Linked DNA regions of Homo sapiens: region 1 is linked to region 2. The links are chromatin contacts, found by Hi-C or POLR2A ChIA-PET in ENCODE. All regions are on one chromosome and are shown on one strand. The core of a region is the stretch at or near the end of the contact, and the rest is flanking DNA. Distances in the headings are between cores, read along the strand shown.

Region 1 (5,922 bases), core at 1,948-4,447, 40 kb before region 2:
GCCAAGTGGTCCCCACAAACTCAGGAGCCTACTGGCTGCATCGTGGGGACCTGGGTCCAGAAAAAAAAAAGCAGTAGTGGCCACCTCAACATTCTGCCCTGGGCTTGCAGCGCCCCAGTAATTGCATTCAGTTGTGGATATTACTCTGAGAGGGACCAAAACGCTGGAGAGCTCTGGGAGGAGGCAGTACATCAAGAACTTGGAGAGCACGTCCCCGAAGATTGGCTGTGGGAATGCAGGTGATGGTCCCTGGAGGAGAAACAATCTCTAAACAGTCTCAGCTGGGATGGCACTGCCTGTGCGTGAAACCCACAGCTGGTGGGGAGGCAGGGGCAGGGGACCAGGCCTCAGTGCAGTCTGAGGAAGAATCTTCTTACAGGCAGAGCCATGTGGAGGTGGGGTGGGTTCCCCAGGGAGGTATGAAGCACTTAGAGGAGGGCGAGCTGAGGCTGCATGGCTCATGGCAGAGAGTTATAGAGGGGATTCTCACATCAGCTGAAGGGCTGGACCCAGAAATCCCCTCTAGCCCCCAAATCCTATGTTTCTAAGATCTGAAGATCTCTCAAAAGAGTGGCTGGACACAGTGGCTCATGCCTATAAACCTAGCACTTTCCATGGCTGAGGCAGGAGGATCCACTTGAGGCCAAGACTTTGAGACCAGCCTGGGCAACATAGCAAGACCCCACCTCTACAAAAATAAAAACATTAATTGGGTGAGATGGTGTACACCTATGATCCCAGCTACTCAGGAGGCTGAGGTGGGAGGATCACTTGAGCCCAGGAGTCTGAGGTGGCAGTGAACTATTATGATACCACTGCACTCCAGGAGTGAGACCCTGTCTCCAAAAAAAAAGCAACCATTCGTTTCCCAAAAGCTGTTTGCAGTGTTGCAGTGCCTTACAGCCCTCAGAGCTTTCTCACACCCATCGGTTCCTCGTAAGTCCTGTGAGGCAGACAGAGCTGGAGTTAAGAGTCCATTTTACAGAAGGGAACACTGAAGCCTCCAGTCATGGAGCTGAGGAGTGGCAGAGGCTGGAGCTCAGGCCTCTTGCCTCCCCAGCTGCTCAGCCTGCCCGGCTGCGTCCTCACTGCCCTGCAGGGGACACGGCATGCCAAGGCAGAGTGGCTCCTGGATGAAGCTGGGGTTTTGGGTCCCACAGCCCGAGTTCCCAGCCCAGTACCACCATTTCCTGGCTTGGGTGGCCCCGTGCAATTCCCGAAACCTCTGAGCCTCGCAGCAGCCCTGTGAGGAAGCCTCAGTACTGCTCCTACTTGACAGCTGGCAAAACTAAGGCCCCAAGAGAGTCCCATCACATAACTGGCTGACAGAAGAGTTGGGATTTGAATCTCGAAATAACTCCCTTCCATACAGGACCCTACCCTGGGCTATCGCTCGTGTTCCCATCTCCACCAACATCACCGTCTCGTGAATTCTCACCGTCTGCAAGGCTCAAGCTCTGGGCTACTGTGGCCCCGGGCCTGGACTTGTTTGGGCCCCAGTAGGTGGTAGTCCAGTAGGAAGCCCCAGACCTCTGTCTGGAAGCCTGGCTCTGCCACTTATTAGCGATGCGCCTTTGGACGGCTTTCCTGGGTCTCGGTTTCTTCAGCCATACAACAGAAAAGTCACACCTCCTCCTCCGGCTACCGCGAGGACAGGGAAGACACCACACACAACGCACGCCAGTGGCCACAGGCATGAAATGGGGACGAGTCATTTCTAGTTTGGGTCGGTGGCTGGACTACATGCTCTCTCCTGGGCTCTGACAGGCAGTACCGAGGCTACTGATCTGAGCGTGTCCCCCAATCACGAGTGAAGGAGGGGCACACACCTGAAAGGAACCCCATCCACTCTGCGCACAGTCCCGGGGCGCGAGAGGGAGGCGAGGGGGATCCCCGGCCGTGACACTCTGGGGCCGGGTGGAGACCCGGGCTTACCTTGCGAGGGCTGCAGCTCCTCCACGACGCTCTCGGCCGCCGTCTCCTCGTCCCACGTGCCGGCCTCCAACACTTTGAAGCGGCTGCGCGGCTGGCTGAGCACGTGCGGGGCCTGGAGCGCCGCTTCGCGCTCGGCAGCCAGGTCCAGGTCCTGCTGCGCCAGGTGCGCGCGCAGCTGCCGGATCTCAAACTGCGGAGGGAGACGGGCAAGGCTGAATCAGCGGCGAGGGGCCGGCGGGGGCCTCCAGCCTGACCTCTGGGCGCTTTGCTCCTGCATGGGGGCGGGGTGGGGAGGACTGGGCTGAGCCTCCCGCAGCTGGATGATTCCTTAGGAATCTCCCAGCATCGCGGTTCGCAAGAGCTTCTTACGGTTGCGGAGCCTTTTCCAACCTGTGCGATCCTGCGTCTCAGGTGCCTTGCAGTCTGGCCCCCATCTCACGGATGCCCGGGAGAGGAAACACAACGTGTTTCCTTTGTGGAAAGGCCACTGGACGGGGAGTCAGGAGCCCTGGGTGCAAATTCAGTTCTAGCTCTTCGCCCAGATGTGTGACCCCAAGGGGTGCTCGACAACATGAAAGCCTCTTTCAGAACAGGAAACCTCAGGACACCCAGGGCCCCCGTCCCAGCCTGGGGGACCCCATCCTGGCGTCACTGCCCGCTGGTCTGAACACTGGCTCGTTTTCTCCACGAGGAGGCACCCAGGACCAGACCGATTCAGTCCAAGCCGTGTGGCTTCCTGGCCCTGTGGCCTTGAGCAAGTCCCGTCACCTCTCCAGCCTAAGTTTCCTTTTCTGTAAAATGGGGTTTTCACCTCTTTGAGGACTTGGGTTGCTTCCTCTTAAGGGCTTTCTCCCAGATGGCGTGGCAGCCTATTTGAATTTCCTGCATTGCACTTATCACCTTCTGATATTATTGTGTATTTAATGTTTTGTTGATTTTACTTTTACGAAGGTAAAGCACACTCACAGCTGAAAGCATTCATGAACAATAGGGTGGCCAGGCAGCAACCTGGCCTTGTAAAAGCTGCACACATTTTAATTTTGTTTTACTTTCTGTTGGGGAAAGCTTCTTGGAAAGGCTTCCAGATACCTCTTGGGTTTGTGGGTGAGATGGCTGTTCACGCGCCAAGGCCTTCATGGGACATCTGGGCCAACGAGGAGTTTAGGTCTGACACTGCAGGTCCCGGCCGCGGGCTCGCGGGAAGGAGAGCCTTCACCGCCACCTAGTGTTCCCCGCACGCCTCGCACCGCTTCTAAACGGAGCGAGTCGGGAGGGCGGACAGAGAAATACCACGCCCGGGCGCCCTGCCTAAGAGGTCACCTACTTACCAATGCCGCGCAAATGCACCTCGCCAGCCCTGACCCCTCAAACTGGGGTGTCAGACTCTCATCGCCAATGCCTCCACGACAGTATCACTTTCACAGGAGTTGCAAAATCAATCTGGTCAAAGCAGGACTCCTCACTGTCTCTCCAAACCTGTTCCTCAAGTGTTTTTATCTCATTTTAGCTGGAGCCAAAAATGCAATCACCTTCCTTGCTTCCTCCCTTTCCCCCACCCCAACATCCCATCCATCCCCCAAGTCCAGCAGCTGTCCCGCCTCCCTCCACCTCCACTGCCAGCTCTGGCCCCTACAGCCGTGGCTTCTGTGTCCCTCTGCCATCACTCCAACAGGACTCAGGGGGACTCTCCCACACCCAGGTCAGATCATGACACTCCTGTCCATAAACCTCGATGGTTCGCCACCCCACCTGGGAGACAGCCCGAGCTCCTTAGCTTTGGCTTACAAAGCACGTGCACCATCTGGCCCTGCCCACCTGACCAACTTGTCTCATCCTCTCTCCCGTGACCTGACCCCAAGACGCAATCCTTCTTCTGGTTCTGTAAAGATACCAAGCATGCGCTGGTCTCAGGGCCGCGTTCTCAGCTGCTTCCTCTGTCCCAGATCACACGGTGGCCCCCCTCAGAGGGGCCTTCCCTGACCCACCACCTAGGGCAGCCCCCCAGGCACTCAGTTGCATCAGCCTATCTGAATTCTCTGCATTGAACTTATCACCTTCTGATATTATTGTGTATTTATTTTAATATTTTGTTGATTTTACTTTTATGAACGTAAAACACATACAACTAAAAGCATTCACCAACAACAGGGTGGCCAGGCAGCAACCTGGCACTGGACAGCCTCCCAATGTCAGTGTCTATAGGTTCGGTCTCTGGGACTGCAGGTTTTCAGCTTCCTGCCTGAGGCTATAATTTTGGTTGCCTCTGTGCTGGGAGTAGGGCAGGGGAATAGGGCAGAGGGTCCCACTTTTAGGGGGAAAGATTTTCATTTAATCCTCATTTTCAGCCCTCCACCTTTCCCCAGGTCCCTGCCTAACCCAGTGCCCACATGCAGAGCCCCCTGGTTCATTTTCTCCCAAGGACAAACCCCTTGACTCTTGCAGGGTGGGGGAGCTCAGTCTCCTGGCCATGCAGGATTTGGGAGGGTGTCTTGGGATCTCAAATATTATGCATGCAGACCTTTAGCCACCCCCACCCAGTGTCAGCTTCACACTACACCCCCTTCCTCCCAGACTCTCAGGGGTTCCGAGGGGAAAAGTACCCCATTTCCCTCACTGTCCTCCTCTGTGAGCACTTTAGTGACACATGCCCCACTCTGTTCAATCAGTTGCCACTTTCTTGTCTAGTCTTCATTTCCCCGCAATTCACTAAAACCTCTTTCCTCTTTGTCCTGATGGACAAGACTTAAAGAGGCCTTCCTTCCTTCCCTCCTTCTTTCCTTCCTTCCTTCCTTCCTCCCTCCCTCCCCTCCTTCTTTCTCTGCTCCCTCTTTCTTTTTTTGAGACAAGATTGTCACGATGGACAGAGACCTACCCTTCCTTCCTCCCTTCCTCCCTTCCTTACTTCCCTCCTTCCCTTCCTCCCTCTCTCCTTTCTCTTTCTCTGTCTTTTTCTTTCTTTCTTTTCTGAGACAAGGTTTTACTCTGTCTGCCACACTAAAGTGCAGTGGCATGATCATAGCTCACTGCAGCCTTGTACTCATGGGTTCAAGTGATCCTCCCACCTCAGCCTCCTGAGTAACTGGGACGACAGGCACATGCCCGGCTAATTTTTTTATTCTTATATTTTGTAGGGACAAGATATATTTTGTAGGGTCTTGCCATGTTGCCCAGACTGGTCTCAAACTTCTGGACTCAAGCAATCCTCCACCTTCCTCAGCCTCCCAAAGTGCTAGGATTACAGGTGTGAGCCACTGTACTTGTCCAAGAGATAGTTTCTTAATTCTTATGCATTTATGATTTTGTTCTTTACTATCATTCCATTGGGGTTTGGGGAAGGAAATCAGATAAATATTTGTGATCATGCTTGATATGGTTTGGCTGTGTCCCCACCCAAATCTCATCTCGAATTGTAGTTCCCATAATCCCCATTTGTCGTGGGAGGGACCCAGTGGGAGGTGATTGAATCTTGGGGGTGGTTACTCCCATGCTTTCTCATGATAGTGAGTGAATTCTCACAAGATCTGATGGTTTAGTTTTTGTTTGTTCGTTTGTTTTTCAGACAGAGTCTTGCTCCGTCACCCGGGCTGGAGTAAATGGCATCATCTCGGCTCACTGAAACCTCTGTCTCGTGGGTTCAAGTGATTCTCCTGCCTCAGCCTCCCAAGTAGCTGGGACTACAGGCATGTGCCACCACGCCCAGCTAATTTTTGTATTTTTAGTAGAGACAGGGTTTCACCGTGTTGGCCAGGCTGGTCTCGAACTCCTGACCTCATGATCTGCCTGCCTCAATCTGATGGCTTTATAAGGGGCTTTTCCCCCTTTTGCTTGACACTTCTCCTTGCTGCTGCCATGTGAAGAAGGACGTGTTTGCTTCCCCTTCTGCCATGATTGTGAGTTTCCTGAGGCCTCCCCAGCTATGCAGAACTGTGACTCAATTAAACCTCTTTCCTTTATAAATTACCCAGTCTTGGGTATGTCTTTATTAGC
Region 2 (5,952 bases), core at 1,573-4,072:
GCTCCAATTCCACATTCTCCCCAATGCCCATTACCGTTGTCTGCGGCCCCTAAAACTGATGGCATGTCATTGTCATTTGAAATCTGAGCCAAGCACCTTCAGGCGGTTATGAATAAAAAGGGCAGCTGCCAGGGCCATCTGCCTGGGCTGGCCAGCAGGAAGCCTCGTCTTCACGTTCCACGGAAGGTGCCGGGCATTTGTTCACCTTCGTGCCTTGGACATCCCTAAGACACTGCTCCTTCTACCCCAGAGGAGGGTCCTGAAGGGAGTAGGGAATGAAACGAAGCATTGTATTCAGGAGCACTAGTTCCATATATTCAGTTCCCTATCAACAGGAGACTCAGACCTTGACCTGCCTCCAAGGGAGGAAAAGCCAATTTATATTGCTGTTTAAAATGTCGTTTTTTTCTTCTTTTTTTTTTTGTTAGAGAAACTTACTAACCATATCAGGTGGTTAGGAAGCTGCAGGAGGTGGGCGTCTGGAGTTACCTGTGGTCTGAAGTCAGCCCATAGTTGGCCTGGCCCTGACACCAGAGCACACTCCTCAGCCTCAGGGAAGAGCCAGGTAGAGGACTGGGCAGATGGCAGGATTCGAATGCCAGGCAGGGGATGACGGCCTTGAAGTCAAATGAACGCCGCCCCCACCATCAGCTAAGGTAGGCAGCGTGATCAAGAGAGGCGAAAATCCCTGCTCTTGGGCAGGTTACACTCTAGTGGGAGAGAGGGTCAGGCAATCAATACAACAGGTGCTGGTGTGATGGGTACTACAAGGAAGACACGCAGAGCTGGTGGAGGGATTAGGACGGGTAAAGGATGAGTTGACATTTTAAATATGGTGGTCAGAGCAGGCCTCAGTGAGAAAGCGACATGTGAGAAAGCTGATGGGGGTGAGGGGACAGCGATCCAGGCATGGTTGAAATGTACACTAAATAGGGACTGTTTCTGGTAAAATTCTATTCAGCCCCGAAGTACCTCCAGTATGAGAAACACCAGGGTGATGGGAGCCAGGAGCTGGACCGGGAGGAGGATAGGGCTTCCCCCTTCAGCAGGGGGTATAGCTCACCACCCACCACCAGCTAGGGCAGATGCTGCTGGTGCAGCCACAGCCCTTGGCACAGCCAACACACAGCACCCAAGAAACCCGAGGCAGCTGCACAATCAGGCCTGTGCCACGCTGCTCTGGGCCTGTCCTTTCATTCTCACGCCAGCTCAGTTGTCCCCTGCCCACACTCTGCCCTCAGCGACCCACCCCTCCACTGTGCCAGTCTGGGAGTGAGTTCGTGCAGGTCTCCTTGTTGGGGGTACCACTTGCATCTTGCTCTGTGCACCCCCTCCTCTTGGTAACCCCAGGGCAAGGCACATGGGGGTGACTCGACGGAAGTGGAAGGACAGAAGACCACTGTCAAGGAAAAGATGGTACCCAGGGGATACAGTGGCTGGTGAGGCCTGGCTGCCTTGGAGCAGGGAGCCATGGAGACTGGGGGTGGGATCTGCCTCCAGGTCAGTGGATCTCAGCCCAGCTGCACACTAGAGCACCCAACAGAGCTCTTAAGAACTCCAATGCCCAGGCTGCACACCAGACCTCCTGAACAACAACCTCTGCGGGAGGACCCAGGCCTCCTCAGATGACTCCAGTGTGCAATCAAGGTGGATGGAAAACCGCTGTTCCAGGTCCTCGATACTCAGTGGAATCTACAGAGCAGCAGCAGCAGCATCACCTGGCGCTTGTTAGGAATGCGGCGTCTCAGCCCTTCCCCGTGCTTGCTGAATTTGAGTCTGCATTTCAATGAGATCCCAGGTGCTTTGGGTGAGAACAAATGCTTCTGGCGGCCTACTAAGAGGTAACAGGTATCTCAGAAAGGTAAAGGGGGTATGGCAAAGGGAGTTTGGGAGTAGGAGAGATGAGACAAAGAAGGCAAGCCAGGGTCAAGCAGCCCTGGAGCATCAAGGAAATAGTGCAGGCAGGCTATGTGTGTGGGGTGGGGCAAGAGTGTTCAGGTAGGTTCTGGGCTCCTTCCTGAAGAGCAGAAACACAGGGCAGGGCTGCACTAGACTGCAAGACCACAGACCCCAGGGCTCCAGAACAGGGCCCTGGAGGGTGGGTTGGGGGCTGGGAGGCTGGGCTGAAGCCGCAGGCTTTTGGTTGACCAGTGTTTGAAAATCCCAAGCTGCCAATAAAATTTCATCTGAAATTCAGATGACTCGGACATTCCTAGAAGACTGTGTTTTAGCAGTGAAATAGAATGTGACCAGTTTCAAAAGATTCCTGAGTGGTTCAGTAATGACTCAAGGGGCTTAGTGGGCCAAAGGGGAAATCAGCGTTGACTGTTTAATTAGAGAAGGTGCTTTCCTTCTGTCTTCAGCGTCGGCCCATCAAGGCCCCAGGGCTGGTTCTCAGGGTGGTGTTATCCCCAGAATTGCCACGAGAGGGCAGGCGTTTCCCAATGTCCTGTCTTGGTGCTGCTGTAGGGAGGGTACAGCTCCAGGGGCCCGGCTTGGGCTGCCAGAGTCTGCAAATACCAACAAGCAGATGGCATGTCCTGGCAGGTGGGCGAGTATTCTACCATAAGGTAGTCACTCTTGAGGCCTCAGAGAAATCCTGGGGTGGGAGGGGAGGCTGAGTACCTTCACTGCTTCTGCTTCATAGTCTTAGGTGTTTGCATAAAAAATTCAAAGAATAAATTCTAGAATATGAAAATGAACTGACAAACTTCCGGCAGAGGCTTTATATGCGATAAAGCCACAGGGGTGACCTGGAAGGAGCTGGCTCAAGCCACTGCTCTGTCAGGCAGCGTTCCCAAGCCTGGCACTGAAACAGCCCCAATCTGGAAGGGGAAGTAGAGCCGTGTGGCGCCAGGATGGGGAGGGCTGTGCTTGCTTCTGTGGGGCCTGGCCTCTCCCACCCCACAATCCACTATGCAATTGGTCTGCAGTGGCTGCCAGGCTGTCTGTGGCTGGGAGGACACGTGGTGGCAGAGAGGGGAGTGACTGCACTGAATCTCCTGAGGTGCAAGCTGGGGAGTGGCTAGAGCAGGGGGACCGTGGAGACCCTCAAGGTGTCCTAAAAGGGGCTCACAGGCAGTGGAGAGTCACGGCATCAGCCCATCTCCCTGAAGGCAGCCAAACTAGCTAACCCTGTCGGCCCTACTTTGAGATTTTCATCCTTCAAGTTCTCAAGGAAGGAGCTGAGGGAGGTGATCAAAATGAGACTGGAAGCTGCCTGGTAGCAGGAGCCAGATCGAAGCCTGGGGCCCTGGGCTTCCCCAGCTGCTGTCACTCTGCCTTCAGGAAGGCTCTGCTAGACAAGGGCTCAAAAGCTTTCTGGACTGCAGAGCTCTCCAGCAGTGGATACAAGCTATGCCCTTACACCCCCCAAATGCACAAAACTACAGCACTGTGCATAACATTCCAGGGAGTGCACGGACTCCTTGAATCTCACTGACGGATAATCTAAGGATACCCAGGCTCCAGGTTAAAGCCCCAGGATTGGGTAATTTGGGGCCCCGCCTAGCTCCACTCGTGCCAGTTCTATGATGCTGAACACCTGTGTCCTGGGTGTCACAGCTGACTTTGCCAATGGTTTTGTTGGTCAGCAAAACCCCTGGGTCCCACTTTACTATATTTATTCCAGATGATTAAAATATTGGAGAAAGCCATGAGGCTGACTGAAATGTAACTTCTGTCATTGACATGGACTTTAGTTTTATTGATTAAACAAACACTTAAGATACATATTGTGCACCAGGAGCTGTTGTGAGCACTTTACAAATGTTAACTCGTCTAGTTGCTTTAAAAGGCAAGTCCTTTTTTCTCTGTTGTCATGGAGGGGAAAGCCAGACTTTTCCATCTGTTTGGCTGTTGCTGGCAACTACTGTCTCCAAATCACAGTTGTACCACTGACTGAACTCTGAGTGCAATCGTTGAGCCTTAGTTTCCTAATCCCTGAAATGGAGATATCTGCTTTGACAGGTTGTTGTGAAATTTAAAAATATTAAAAATAACATATGTCAAGCCCATAACACAGTGTTTATCCTATGATCTATGGTGATGATTTAGATACACGGTCATTAGAAGGGGGATGAATAAACAGTTTCAACATTCATTCCATTCCAGGCATGGTTCTCATATGACCACCAAATGCTAGGCACTGTATTGGGTACTGGGCCCAGGAGGGTGGTCAGAGCCTTCATCCTCACGGAGCCTACAGCCTTATCCATGAACTCTGATGATCCAATGTGTTCCTAGTTCTAGACCACTCAAAAGGCAAAACAAACAAGGGGAGGAAAAAGGCAGGAAAGAAATGGGCTCACTGTGTATGATGTCTCTAAAGAGATGCATAATCTCAACCTGTGAGAACCATCAACCCAATGCCTACAGGGACACCCTTTTACAAAACATCTGCAATTGTTAGTGGGGCTTCTTTCTCACCCAGAGAGAACCAGAACCACAGGAAAAACACTGTTAAGCTTCCCCTTTGTTCCCTGTACCCAATTCCAGGGGGCAAGCCACAGCAGCACACAGACTCTGAGATGCGGGCTCATAAACACACACCACGAAACCAGAACTCTCAGGATGGAGGTGAAAGGTGACTCTCCCAGAGCTCTGGGATAACTAAATAAATTGAAGTTTCCATACCGGCAGCTTCAGTTCTGCAATCAGAGCTAAAGATTAGCCCTGCTGCCTTGCGGGAAGAGAGGGAGGAGGGTTGTGTGCAGCTGGGGTCACCAAAGTCTGACATTTGCTTGTCCCAGAATCTCAGATTTTTTGCATCCTCGGAAATGTCAACGCTGGGAAACAGTAGGGTATGGTGGCAAGAGCTCAGGTGGGGGGTGAAGGGGTGGACAAACTGCCATACACTTGGCAACCCCCACCCAGGGCACAGTGGCCAACACACACCATGGATTGGCTGTCCCTTCTTGGGGGGACAAAGGACACTGACCACACATCTCAGAAGGGCTGCCATGTAGGTGGGCTGTGCTCAGGAGCCACTTGTCAAGTCTTTGGCAAGGGGTTCAAGGTTGACTTAGGGGTGGGAATGAGGTGCTGTTGGATGAAGTGCCTGTAAAGTCCCCGCCACCCTGAAGTCCTCAATTCTGGAAACCGGCCCCAAGTCTGAGAATCTCCTTGTGCTGTGCTTGGAGGACAGGACTGGCCTGGAGGCGGTCAGCTTCCTACCGGGTGAGAACGAGGGAACAAATCGGCACCCCACCCACCAGCTCTTTCCAGGTTTGCTGTGGTTTGGCAAATCCTGGGTCAGCCATGATCTCCCTCCTTCTATTTGGCCAAAGTCAATATTCAGGTGCTTCTGCAGATGACTGGGGACTCCCATTCCATCCCAGCACCATAAATTCACCTAACTTTCCTTGCCGGACGTGGCCACGCATTTAAACTTTCCTCCCCTCTCTCCAGGAAACATCCCCGACACACCCCCGACCCAGGTGGTCGGAGGCGCTCCGCCGCCATCTAGCGGTCACCCGCCGCTGTACACCCTGCGCCTTGTGAGCAGGTGGGGACGGACGGATATTTTGCTGAGAAATAATACATCTGTGAATGTATTGCCTTTTTTCCTTTTTTAAATTTATTTATTTTTATACAGGGTCTCACTCTGTTGCCCAGGCTGGAGTGCACTGGTGCAATCCTGAGAAGCTGGGACTACTGGCGCGCACCACCACGCCTGGCTAATTTTTAAATTTTTGTAGAGAGGGGTTCTCACACTCCAGGCTAGTCTCCAACTCCTGGCCTCAAGCGTTCCGCAGGCCTTGGCCTCCCAAAGTGTTGGGATTACAGGCGTGAGCCACTGCAACCAGACTTAATTGATTTCTTTAGGAAACTTCTCTGGGGTTCCTGGACCCCAGGACTACAGGAAAGGCAGCTAACCAGTGCTCATCAGGAAAAATGTTTTCGTCTAAATTAAACTTTTATTCCGTTGTTGGGGCATCAAGAATTCTCCTT

Evidence for each region. A loop is a pair of places that touch in the nucleus more often than their neighbours do. ChIA-PET counts read pairs that join two places held with the same protein, here RNA polymerase II (POLR2A). Pooled maps may share reads with other maps.
Region 1: a map of mammary epithelial cell shows a loop between it and region 2 (4-fold over the local background). The contact joins two enhancer-like sites. A Hi-C loop is called at or near these places in 3 of 168 maps with a recorded cell type or tissue (gastrocnemius medialis, mammary epithelial cell and psoas muscle), 10 of 37 single-sample maps with no recorded cell type and 15 of 50 pooled maps. POLR2A ChIA-PET finds 5 or more read pairs at or near these places in 3 of 52 experiments (AG04450, HEK293 and Panc1).

Annotation. Positions count from the first base shown.
Region 1 is chr15:76,188,171-76,194,092 of GRCh38, reverse strand. It overlaps TMEM266 (transmembrane protein 266), which reads right to left. Exons shown (of 11, transcript NM_152335.5): 9 at 1,936-2,125. Among named protein-coding and RNA genes, the nearest start is that of ETFA, 120 kb to the left of the region's middle. RefSeq lists an enhancer at 2,992-3,061 and a silencer at 3,843-3,996. Within about 2 kb of position 3,197, at least 5 of the 41 ENCODE cell types and tissues checked have a DNase peak (open chromatin) inside an H3K27ac peak, as active enhancers do; they include gastrocnemius medialis, where a contact is called at or near this core.
Region 2 is chr15:76,147,606-76,153,557 of GRCh38, reverse strand. All of the region lies in intron 3 of TMEM266 (transmembrane protein 266), which reads right to left. Among named protein-coding and RNA genes, the nearest start is that of TMEM266, 91 kb to the right of the region's middle. RefSeq lists enhancers at 1,263-1,893, 2,189-2,278, 2,649-2,738, 2,362-2,940 and a silencer at 3,214-3,477. Within about 2 kb of position 2,822, at least 11 of the 41 ENCODE cell types and tissues checked have a DNase peak (open chromatin) inside an H3K27ac peak, as active enhancers do; they include gastrocnemius medialis, where a contact is called at or near this core.